Linked DNA regions of Homo sapiens: regions 2 and 3 are each linked to region 1. Evidence: chromatin loops called from intact Hi-C (ENCODE). Cell type or tissue: heart right ventricle. All regions are shown on one strand.

Region 1 (4,000 bases):
GTTTGATGGCAGCTGTTTACTTAGGACCAAGAGTATGGCACAAATGACTCCCTGGGGAAAGTTTAGCAGTTGAAATAGAGGACATAGTCCAATCTCTTAGCACCACAAGAATATGTCCATTGCCTTAATGGCATCCCTTGTCCCCATCACATCTCACAACTATGTCACCTTCATCATAAAGAACTACGAAAACATACTACTGCCTGATTTAACATGCATTTATTAATCTCCTATTATGTCTTCAGAAGGATGCTAGTTATTAGAGATGCAGAGGTGAATAAGAAATATCTGGCCAGTCACAGTGGCTCACTCCCATAATCCCAACATTTAAGGAGGCCAAGGTGGAAGGATTGCTTAAGACCAGGAGTTCGAGACCGGCCTAGAATACATAGCAAGTCCCTGTCTCTACAAAAAATAAAATGTCTGGATGTGGTGGTGCATACCTGTAGTCCTAGCCACTCAAGAGACTGAGGCAGGAGAACTGCTTGAGCCCCCAGGAGGCCAAGGCTGCAGTGGGTTATGATTGTGCCACTGCACTCCAGCCTGGGTGACATAGCCAGATTCTGTCATAAAAAAAAAAAAATCTATGGAGCACCCTTTATGGGTCAGGCAGCATGGCAGCCACTGGAGATAACAGTAACTGATTCCCACTCTTCTTTTTTTTTTGAGACGGAGTCTCGCTCTGTCACCCAGGCTAGAGTGCAGTGCAGCGATCTTAGCTCGCTGCAACCTCCGTCTCTCGGGTTCAAGCAATTCTCCTGCCTCAGCCTCCTGAGTAGCTGGGACTACAGGCGCGTGCCACCACACCTAGCTAATTTGTTGTATTTTTAGTAGAGATGGGGTTTCACCGTGTTAGCCAGGATGGTCTTGATCTCTTGACCTTGTGATCCGCCCGCCTTGGCCTCCCAAAGTGCTGGGATTACAGGTGTGAGTCACTGCGCCCGGCCGATTCCCACTCTTATAAAATGTATATGGTATTTCACACTCCAGTGAGAAGGAGAGATATGAATTGTGATAAGTTGCAATAGAACTGAACCTAGAAAAGGAAGTAACTAATTCTGCTTCTCTGTGACAGGGAAAGCTCCATAGAGGAAGCAAAATTTGAACTTGGCCTTGAACCATGGATGGGGTGCCTTAGTCTAACAGGGATCCTGCCTTGTATTTCAGGAAAAAGCATGAAGACATAAAAAGTGTATCCCACTTGTTAGGGGAGCTGTCAGAATGCTCTTGGCCGATAGCTACAGAAAATAAACTCATTATGGCCTAAAAAAGTAAGAAAATGTATGAGCTCAAACAAGAAACCCAGAGGAAGGGTGACAGCAGAATTGGTTAATTTAGGGGCAGAACCCACCATCGGAAACACAGATCCATCTCATCTTTCTGCTTTGCTATCCTTGGCGTATTGACCTTCCCCACAGGCTGGTTCTCCTCCTGGTCATCTAATGGCCACAGCAGTGCTAGGCACTATGTCTGGGCACAACACTGGTCAAAGGAAAAAGAAATGCTGTCTTCCTCAGTATGGAAATCTTTCTTAGGAACTTCCCAGTAGACTCCCCTTTAGTCTCATGGGCCCAAATTTCACTGCTGTCCCTAACTACACCAACCTCTGATGTGGGAAATGAGACCAACAGTGGCTGGACCTTGGGCTGGAGCTGGGATTTGCCTCTACCATAGTGTATGGCCATGGGGCAGGGAGGGGGAAGGGAGCCTGTGCAGGCAACAAGCTGAATCAGCTTTAGGAGCCTTAGATGAATCGGTGTTATTAGTTCCTAGGGAAACTATTGGGCTGCTGAGAGATTAGTTTGAAAGGAAAGCAGAAGGCAGATGTGGCTTTGTGTGCCGTGTCAGGGATTTATACCTTGACCTCTGTGCTATGGAGTGATGTCATTTCTAGAAAAGTTTCAAGTTACATGGTTTTAAGGAAATAGTATCATTTTTAACCAGATGCTCAGTCCATCTTGAGGACGTCATCAGAATAAGTCATATAGAGGTATTTAAGATACTAGGATATATGTCTAGTGTAATATGCATACTTGTAAATAACACACACACACACACACACACACACACACACCTGCTTCATTTTTGTTCCCAATTACGACTAGAAAGCTAATTAGGAAATAAAAACTTTTAACATTTAAAACACCTAAAGCAGTATAGTGTTAATTCTATCAAATGGTTATTCTCTCAAAGAATATTTCTGATCATTGAACATAATTTATTAATCACAGACCTCTTTTTAAAAAAGGGAAAACAAATAGGAAACAGGAGCAGAAACATAACATTATTTTTGCATTTTCAGACTTTTCCATGGCAAAGTCTTTGGTAGTTAAGTTAGAAAATAGCCCCCCCTTGTGACCAAAAATCAGGTAATTGGTCATTCAAGCGAAAATGAAGCAAATTTTAAGCAATTCTCCAGGAAGAAGGAAGCAGGAAAACAGGAAAAGGCTGTCCCCTTCAGGATGATGTTAGTGTTACATCTCCAGTGTTAGAAATTGCTGGTTCACAAGCCCTTTGTTTATGTTGGCATGGTTAACTCTGATTGTTGACTCTAATTCCAAAAGTAGATTTATATTTATCTATCTTGTAGGAAAATTATTTTTTAACTCTCCCATTATTTCTTTTTTACATTTTCTCTATATTCACTCTTGGCTTTTACAACATGCACAAGATGAAATAATCATTTTAAAAACTTTAACCTTATTTTCCCCAAATGTTATCAATTGTAATTAGATAGCTAATGGAGGCAACATCTCTGGAGGGTGTGTGGGGATTTAGAAAGGCAAATGAAATAGGAAATTTGGTAATCAAAGAAATTTCTAAAAATTTTAATATTTTCAAATCAGCTGTCTTGAATATCCCTAAATCTTCATGTACTATTTAATTTAATGGCATAGCCATAAATTATTATTTTAGGTAACCACAACTGAGGAGTGTAGTCTCTGAATGCTGAAGAAAGCATAAAGATTGACATTTTTTTGAAGATGAAAAAGAACAGCCTTACCAAGAAAATAGAGAACTTAGTTTAGCTTTAATACCTGGAAAAATACTGAAGCAAATCACTGATCAGCCAGTTTGTATTTATCCCCAGTAATTTGCAGAATTTGTTGGTTTTTTAAAACCTACATGGCTTTGTAAAGACAAAAGTTCACACGTTTAATCTAAGACTTAAGATGAACTGAAATTAAGATGGACTAATGTGTTGATTCAGTTCTCCTGAATAATGATAATAATAGCTACTATTATAATTATCTACTCTGACATTTATTGAGGATTTACTATGAACCTGGAATTGTGCTAAGCACTCTCTATATATCTCATATAACACTACTGTTATATGGAGTACACATTATATTACACGTGACAACATTTCACAGATGAGAAAATGAAGTCTTAAAAAATTTAAGTAATGTCCCAAGACCAAGTCGTGGAGTTTGGTTTCAAACTCAGAGCTAGCTTATGACCTCTTAACCACTAGGTTTGCTGGAAGCCAGGACTGGTATTCTCCAGGCTCACATTCTCCAATCCTCTGCACTTTAAGTTGTATCTAGTTGGGTCATGGGTATTTAGTTCATTCTGTAACAGCTGGATAAAGGGCAATCTTCCACATGATGTAATCCCCAAATTGCTCAACAAAGACATTGTTGTTAATAGAGTCCACTGGGGTCAATTAAAAAATCAAAGTCAAAGGGGAGCAGAGGGTGGTATTTTGACCAGAGAGGAAAACGGCAAGGATTTAATTTGGGAAGACTGTTTTTTAAAAAATATTTAAACATTTATTGTGCTCAAAATTTAAATCCAAAAAAATTAAATAAATCGTATAATTCTCTTTATAGGCTGGGTGCGGTGGCTCATGTCTGTAATCCCAGCACTTTGAGAGGCTGAGGCGGGTGGATCACCTGAGGTCGGGAGTTCGAGACCAGCCTGACCAACATGGAGAAACCCCGTATCTACTAAAAATATAAAATTAGCTGGGCATGGTGGTGCATGCCTGTAATCC
Region 2 (4,000 bases), 210 kb before region 1:
GATGGAAAGGCTTTTCACTGAGGTGGGTGTCCTCATTAGACTGCTCACATTTTATAAGAGGTTGTCACGTCTGTCTCCAGCTACAGTGGTTATGTGAATCTGCCCTCAATCAGCAATGGTACCTGTACTCCAGCCACTTGTCAGAGAGCAACATTTAACTCTCTATTGCCCAATGGGCAAAATCTCGTTTTTGAGAGATGTTTATTGAGGAGGCCAAAAATTGAGTAATCCATTCATTTTCTCTAGAAATTCTGAATTAAGCCCACTCTTGAGACCTTTGTGCCTGGGTTGCCTTGTTTTCTCCATGCATCAGGTTTCTTTTATCACTGGTAGCTTTTGACTATGCTGTGAACTTGTATTTACGCCAGGGATGACATTGGTTCACTCCCACATAAATAGCTTCTTTGAGGACCCACTGGAGAGGTTTCAGGTTTCAGTTCAGGAGTCAATGTGCTTCTAAGCAAGTGGTTTGCCCTTCCTTTTTTTTTTTTTTTTTGAGAATGAATCTCACTCTGTTGTCCAGGCTGGAGTGCAGTGGCATGATCTCGGCTCATTGCAACCACCACCTCCTGGGACCAAGCGATTCTTGTACCTCAGCCTCCCAAGTAACTGGGTTTACAGGCACCAGCCACCACGCCTGGCTGATTTTTTTTTTTTTTTTTTTTTTGTATTTTTAGTAGAGACAGGGTTTTGCCATGTTGGCCAGGCTGGCCTCGAACTCCTGACCTCAGGTGATCCACCCGCCTTGGCCTCCCAAAGTGCTGGGTGGCGTGAGCCACCGCGCCTGGCCTGCTTCTACCTTTTAAAGTCCGCATAAAGTAACAGATTAGGTAATACAGCTAAGAGATTCAGCCAAATGTGCTGTTTACCTGTAGCAAATGTATAGGATAATAATAGTATGCAATATTCAATGCGTACCTTCTGGCTTTATCTGATTTTTAAAAAATCCTTATTTCTCATTTGCTCTGATTTCCTTTTAAAATAAGTTTTTTATCTATGTTCATAGAAATCCTCTTTTGGAATCAGGTAGAGTATAAACAGTTACACGGACTGAATGAGTGTAAATCTTGTCTCTTTCACTTAACTGACCAGAATAAGTTTTCTCAGCTACGAAATAAGATCACACCTTACAGGCCTATTAGGATTAGTGTGCAAAGTGTGCAAAGCACCTAGCACAGCTCCTGGCACATAGTAGGTGCTCAATAGATTTTTCCACTCACTTTGTGATGATATAGATCTCTAAAATAAACTCTGCTTTAATGAAAAACAAATACTTCACCTGGCTGGGCGATGTGGCTTATGCCTGTAATCCCAGCACTTTGGGAGGCCGAGGTGGATGGATCACTAAAGGTCAGGAGATTGATACCAGCCTGGCCAACATGGTGAAACCCCATCTCTACTAAAAATACAAACATTAGCTGGGCGTGTTGGTGCACGTCTCTAACCCCAGCTACTTGGGAGGCTGAGGCATGAGAATCGCTTGAACCCGAGAGGCGGAGGTTGCAGTGAGCTGAAATCGCACCACTGCACTCCCTCCAGCCTGGGCAACAGAATGAGACTGTCGCAAAACAAACAAAAAAAACCATCTGGCACCATTTGAATGCACTTATTTTTCAATAAATACATAAATAAAACTAAGCTATAAAATACTATACGCTTGGCACTGTGAGATTCTTGGGACACAAATAGAAATGAGATATAGGCCTTGCCCTCAGGGGGTTTGCACTGTAGTTATAAAGGTAGTTGAGTAAGCAGACAGGTGCAGAACAGTGTGATACACACTATGAGCAAAATCCATGTAGGAGGGACACGCAATCTAGATAGTCGGGAAGGCTTAAAGGAGACAGGGCCCGAGCTCAGCTGCACAGAGCTTTTGTAAAGTTTTTTACTGTTTTTTTGTTTTTTGTTTTTCTGTGTTTTGTTTGTTTGTTTTGTTTTGTTTTTTTATGCTACCAAATGATTACTTTGGTCACATTTTCTCAAATTAAGTTTGAACTACTAGGGAGCGGATTAGAGCAGGTAACTGCCAAAGTCCTTTTGAATTCTGAGATTTTATGAAAACTTCTCAAATAAGGGAAATCTGGTCAATTTTTCATGACTAAGAAAAGCAGAATTAATGCTAGCTGCCTAAATTAGAACATGTGGAGAAATACCAAAAAGAAAAAAATATTAGCTGATTAAAACATTTCTATTAGAGCCAGGGATGACAGCAAGGCAAGGAGCAGAATAAGTGAGCTATAATGTTATTTTTTAGCTGGTTTATATTTTATTGAATATTTCATACATTTAAGAATCCACACTTGGGGGCTTAATGTATATAGAATAAATCTTTTAAAACCGTGGCTGGATTTTGGGGTTGTGGGGGAAATGTCTGCCATAAATATATTTAGTCTGTAAACTACCAGAAGATGTCACTATCTCCCAAGTAATCATCCATTACATTAGCCCCTTTACAGGTGATTTTTTTTAACATGAATAGGCTAGGGAAGATAATGGGAAGAATATCTGCCTTTTGGTGTAGCATCTACAAAAGGATGGGATCATGAGAAATACTTGTGAACGGTGTGTGGGTTTGTTCTGCCGTGACCCTTAACCCCCCAAATATCATCCTTGTTCACTGCTCTATGTGTTAAAATTATCTGGACACGCAGGGTTCTATCTGCACCTTCAAGAAAAATGAAGGTGGTAAAAAAATCCTTCAAAATATTATCTCTGGTTTTGATCTTTCAACATTTCAGTTTGCATTATTACAATACAACTGTATTTAACAGATTATCAGATTTTCTAGTATATCCCTGAGTATTTTTTGCAAGTCACCATGCATAGTGCATAAAGCAAATCTAGTGTTTCCACACTGCAGTAATACCAAATGAAAGGAATCCAGCTTTCCTCATTTCTTCGCAAGGGGAGATTTCGGAGCATATGGGTAGTATAACACATGTTTAAAAAATAAGCCTGTAATTCCAGCACTTTGGGAGGCCGAGGCAGGCAGATCACTTAAGGTTAGGAGTTTGAGACCAGCCTGGCCAACATGGTGAAACCTCATCTCCACTAAAAATACAAAAATTAGCTGGGCCTGGTGGCACACACCTGTAATCCCAGCTACCTGGGAAGCTGGGGGCAGGAGAATTGCTTGAACCCAAGGAGGTGGAGGTTGCAGTGAGCTGAGATAGCGCTCACTCCAGCCTGGGTGACAGAGCAAGACTCTGTTTTAAATAATAATAATAATGTTATTGTCTTTACAGCCAGAAAACAGACTAAAAAATTGATAATTGAGTGTCTTATGTTGGGATACCCCAATATGAGATACCTTACCTTGGGGAGAGATACCCTCCAAGATGAAATGAGAAATAATTTGTTATAGGTAAGCAATGGCAGCAAGCAAATGAGCACATGAGTGTGACTTCTTGTTGCATCTCTGCCTGATACCTCAAAGTATCACTGGCCTTCTCCATGCCCTGGGCTTCAACAATAAAGTGGAGTAGTTGGCTCAACATAGTTCTTTCTATATGTAGTTATAAGGCTCAAAGGAGCAGTGAAAATGAAGTTAAAAGTTCTTCATAAATATAAGGAATTCATGTTCAAAGCAAATTCTTGACATTTATCATGTGTGAAATACTTAATGAATGATTGATTCCATGCTGTATAAAAACACCCTAAAGTTCTGTATTTTGGTTATCTGACCATTTCTTTTCAAATTTCATTTAATGTATTTGGGAAGAAAATGAATGACACCTAATATCTAGGCAGTTACAGTGACAGACTGAAAATGGAAATTGATATGTTTCCAGGGTCTCCATGTATGCATGTTTATATTTGCAAAGTATTATGGAGATGTCTTTTACATATAGTGTAAAAATCCTGTAATTTAGGAAACTAGAGTCAAATTAATTGAACTACAAATTAACTGAGTAGCTGACTTACAGTGAGCTGAAATTAATGGGACTAACAGTGTTTTATTATGGACTGGAAGCAGCATGTAAAAATAAAGTGACATTTG
Region 3 (4,000 bases), 400 kb before region 1:
TAAAGTTTAGAGAAAATCAAGATGCAATCACCCTCCTCCCATCTTTCTCAATTTTTTAAATTATTTTTTATTTATTTTTAGGCATGGTCTTGCTCTGTTGCCCAGGCTGGAGTGCAGTGGCACAATCATGGCTCACTGCAGCCTCAACCTCCTGGGCTCAAGCAATCCTCCCACCTCAGCCTCCTAAGTAGCTGGAACCACAGGTGTGCACCACCACACCTGGCTGATTTTTAAAGATTTATTAATTTTTTTAAATTTTGAGACAGAGTTTCACCCTTGTCGCCCAGGCTGGAGTGCAGTGGCGCGATCTCGGCTCACTGTAACCTCCGCCTCCCAGGTTCAAGTGATTATCCTGCCTCGGCCTCCCAAGTAGCTGGGATTACAGGCACGTGCCACCGTGCCCAGCTAATTTTTGTATTTTTAGTAGAGATGGGGTTTCACCATGTTGCCCAGGCTGGTCTTGAACTCCTGATCTCAGGTGATCCACCGGCCTCAGCCTCCCGAAGTGTTGGGATTACAGGCGTGAGCCACAGAGCCCGGTCTTTTTTTTTTTCTTAGTAGAGATGGGGTCTTGCCTCCCTCCCGGGTACCATCATACCTGCTAGTGTGGGGTCTTGCCTCCCTCCCGGGTACCGTCATACCTGCTAGCGTGTGACTGAAGGCAGTGTCCCTGGCCCCAGCTGAAGGACCATAGCCAGCCAGTGGGCTCAGGCACCTTGGCCTGTTGCTCCTAGGGGTCGCCTATGCTATTCAGCCAAGGGGATGACAGTGCCTGCTGGCTTGGCTGAGCTCCAGCCAGGCTTCCCCCACCACTGACTCTCGCTCTTCTTTTCCTGGCAGGAAGGGCCCAGCCTCATCTATGCGACCTGTAGCCCCCCAACCAGCTGAGGCTCCCCTCTTAGACTTGTAAATCTATGGCCACTGGCATCTGGCTGCCTGCACTCCCTGCTTCCCCCAGGGTCCTGGGCTTTCTGACCACCCAGGGGGGACTTGGGCACTCCCTCCAGCCATGCATCCCTTTTAGCTTCATCCTCTTGGTTCAAGCAATGTTCTTTGTCTGTCAGGCCTGGTGGCTGTTGTGTAGGGCTCCCCAAAGCGAGGGGTGGCCCTGGGCCAGTGGGTTGGAAGACAGGGTGACAAGTGGGAAGCCCGAGGGGGCTGAGTTTCGGTCTGAACTGTGGGTGCACTGCCTAGATGCCGTGTGACAGGCCAGCATGTGTGGGGTGGGGAGGGCCGCCGCAGCCCCCAGGCATTACCTGTGAAGCTCCGGCTCCTCCATCTTCCTCCCCTTTCCCTTTTAGCCCCTCTTTTCCAGGAATCTTGCCACATCCACACTTGTGTCCTCCCCTCCCTGGCCCTCCCACCACTGCTGCAGTGCGTTGCGCTTGCCTTACCAGCTCTCTCCTCACTTTTCTCTCTCCCGTTTTCTCTCTGCTTTCTCTCCAACTGCCAGCCAATGGGGTCAGGCAAATCCATCCCATCCTGAGAGCCCCAGGGCCCTCTTCTACCTCTAAACAGATCCCTCCTCTTCTCAGAGACCTTCCTTTCCAAGCCTGCCTGGACGACTGTTCTGTGACTTGACAGTGGCTCCCCTAGCCCCAAAACCAGCCCCCTTCATCTGTGATGGTCTGTTGTAGTGGTGAGCTGACACATCCAGGCATAACCTTTGGTGAAAACTTGTGCCCCCTCTGTGGTACACCCCTGCCCTGTTCTATAAATACTCATATATATATACATATACACACACACATATATGTATATATATGCATATATATACATACACACATATGTGTATATATACGTGTGTGTGTGTGTACATATATGTATACACTCCTACACATGGCCGACTGCCTCGCCTCTAGCGCTGGGAATCAGTCACCGTGCTGTCCTTGTGGAGTCTTGTGACCCAACTACAAGAGAACACTGTCCCCCAACAATCCCCATCCAAAGTCCATCACCTCCAGTGAGCCTCCCTGTCATGCCTGGCCTGTGGACAGCCAGTCCCCACCATCCCTCCTGCCGCCCGACAAGCTTGGGGGTGCTGTGCAGACAGCTGTGTGGCCCGACAGTCTCTACCAGTCCTGCTGTCCCTTGGCTGGGAATAAAACCCATTTCTAAGTGACGGGGAATGTGTCCTCTGCTGGTTGCGTTCTCTGTGGAGCTCAGGGGAGGGGAAGGGTCAACCCATTACCAGGGTGCTATTGGGAGTGGTAAAAAGGCCACATCCTTTCCAAGGGACGCTTCCTGGAAAGCCTCCGGAGCTTAGCAGGCTCTCATCCTGTGAAGCCGGCTCTGGCCACTAGGGGGCAGGGCCATGAACTCAGATTGGAGGAAGCCTGTGGGGCAGCTGGCAATCTAGAGGGACAGACAGAACAGGCCACCAGGTGCAGACAGGCGAGGGAGGCAGGAGAACAAAATGGAAGACAACTGGGCTGGATGGAAGTCAGTGACCTTGGATGCTGGCACCTGCCTTACTTGCCACTGCTAGATCAGGCTTCCGAGCCTGTTAGCCGTCCAGGCCCCATGGTCACCCATAGGTGCCATGGCAGTTCCTGTGGAATTCCCCAGGTGTTACCAGGCAGCATACAGGTAACAGGCCTGGAAGGTCCCCAATACCCCAGCTGGACATGCTCACTTTGGGGCTCCCTGTTCAGTGGCACAAACTCCATGACCCAGTGAGGGAAACAGGAATACACCAGGCCAAGCAGTATATGGCTAAATACATTCCAAAATAAAAAGCAAAATAAACAGGAGTCGCATCACCACAGTGCCACGACCCCATCTCTGCCCCTTCCCCTGGCCTATGCTATCAATAAATAAGTTTTCCAGCCCCAAATAACTATCAGAACTTCCTACCCATATGCCAGCTCCAACCTCTGCTATGTATGACACAGGAGGTGGCCCTACCACTGGAATATACAAAATGTTACACGGATATAGTATGTACACTAAGGGGGGCCACTCCAGAGCCTGTGCCCTCACCTGGTCTACATTAGCCCCATTGTCCTGCCTCAGCCGCCTCTCTGAGTAAGAAGATGGGAGCCCCCCTGAGGAAAAAATTGCTTTGGTGAGAGTTAAGGAGGCCATTAGGCCTCCTCCAAACAAGCCAATTCTATAAGCCTCTGACTCTTAAAACAATAATCATCGTCCAGAAATTTAAGGAGTCAGCTCTGGCCAAGGTGGCAAAGGGTCTGCATGTTTGCCTCCCCCTGATTAGACACGGGTCTTATTTTGCTATTGTGAGGGTAAAGGGGTGACTGGGAAGGGGTGGCTGGGACATGATGGGGACGGAGCCTCTGGCCCCACACTTCTCCAGGCTTTGCTGACAGCTGCCCGCTTTTATTTTATTCACACTTTTATCCTTTTTTATACTTTTCATAACTTTTTTTTTGAGACAGTTTCACTCTTGTTGCCCAGGCTGGAGTGCAATGGCACAATCTCGGCCCACTGCAACCTCTGCCTCCCTGGTTCAAGCAATTCTCCTGCTTCAGCCTCCCCAGTAGCTGGGATTAGAGGCATGCACCACCACGCCTGGCTAATTTTGTATTTTTAGTAGAGACGGGGTTTCTCCGTGTTGGTCAGACTGCTCTCAAACTCCAGACCTCAGGTGATCCACCCACCTCAGCCTCCCAAAGTGCTGGGATTATAGGCGTGAGCCACCATGTCTGGCTTCATAACTTCTCATAACTTTTATACCATAACTTTTATCCCATAACATTTTTAATCCTATAACTTTTTATAATCCCATACATTTTTTTTAAAATCCCATACCTTTTTAAAATTTTTTATTTTTTTATTTAGTGGCCTTTTAGATTATGGTGATCTTCACCTCATCTCCACCTGTCTCCCCACATTAGACAGGGGTCTTATGCTTGCTACTGTGAGGGTAAAGGGTTGACTGGGAAGGGGTGGTAGGGACATGGTAGGGGCAGAGCCTCCAGCCCCACTTCCCCAGGTTTTGCTGACAGTGGCCGGCTTTTAGATGATGGTGATCTTCACC

Evidence for each region. A loop is a pair of places that touch in the nucleus more often than their neighbours do. Peaks named below come from ENCODE experiments on the same cell type or tissue, not always from the same donor. Only the 100,000 strongest peaks of a DNase experiment are listed, where the experiment ranks them.
Region 2: it touches region 1 in a loop (14-fold over the local background); 65 of 110 quality-filtered maps call a loop at or near these places.
Region 3: it touches region 1 in a loop (2.7-fold over the local background); 11 of 110 quality-filtered maps call a loop at or near these places.

Annotation. Positions count from the first base shown.
Region 1 is chr12:100,552,351-100,556,350 of GRCh38, forward strand. All of the region lies in intron 9 of NR1H4 (nuclear receptor subfamily 1 group H member 4), which reads left to right. Among named protein-coding and RNA genes, the nearest start is that of GAS2L3, 19 kb to the right of the region's middle. In heart right ventricle, a CTCF peak has its summit at 2,423; no DNase peak of the experiment used is centred here; H3K27ac peaks cover 1,037 bases.
Region 2 is chr12:100,346,456-100,350,455 of GRCh38, forward strand. No RefSeq gene overlaps it. Among named protein-coding and RNA genes, the nearest start is that of SLC17A8, 8.6 kb to the right of the region's middle. In heart right ventricle, a CTCF peak has its summit at 2,400 (motif pointing right); no DNase peak of the experiment used is centred here.
Region 3 is chr12:100,152,640-100,156,639 of GRCh38, forward strand. It overlaps the pseudogene DNM1P19 and the pseudogene GOLGA2P5. Among named protein-coding and RNA genes, the nearest start is that of BLTP3B-DT, 12 kb to the left of the region's middle. RefSeq lists enhancers at 408-909, 2,365-2,484, 2,505-2,564, 3,729-4,000. In heart right ventricle, CTCF peaks have their summits at 2,303 (motif pointing right) and 2,503; a DNase peak (open chromatin) is centred at 2,302.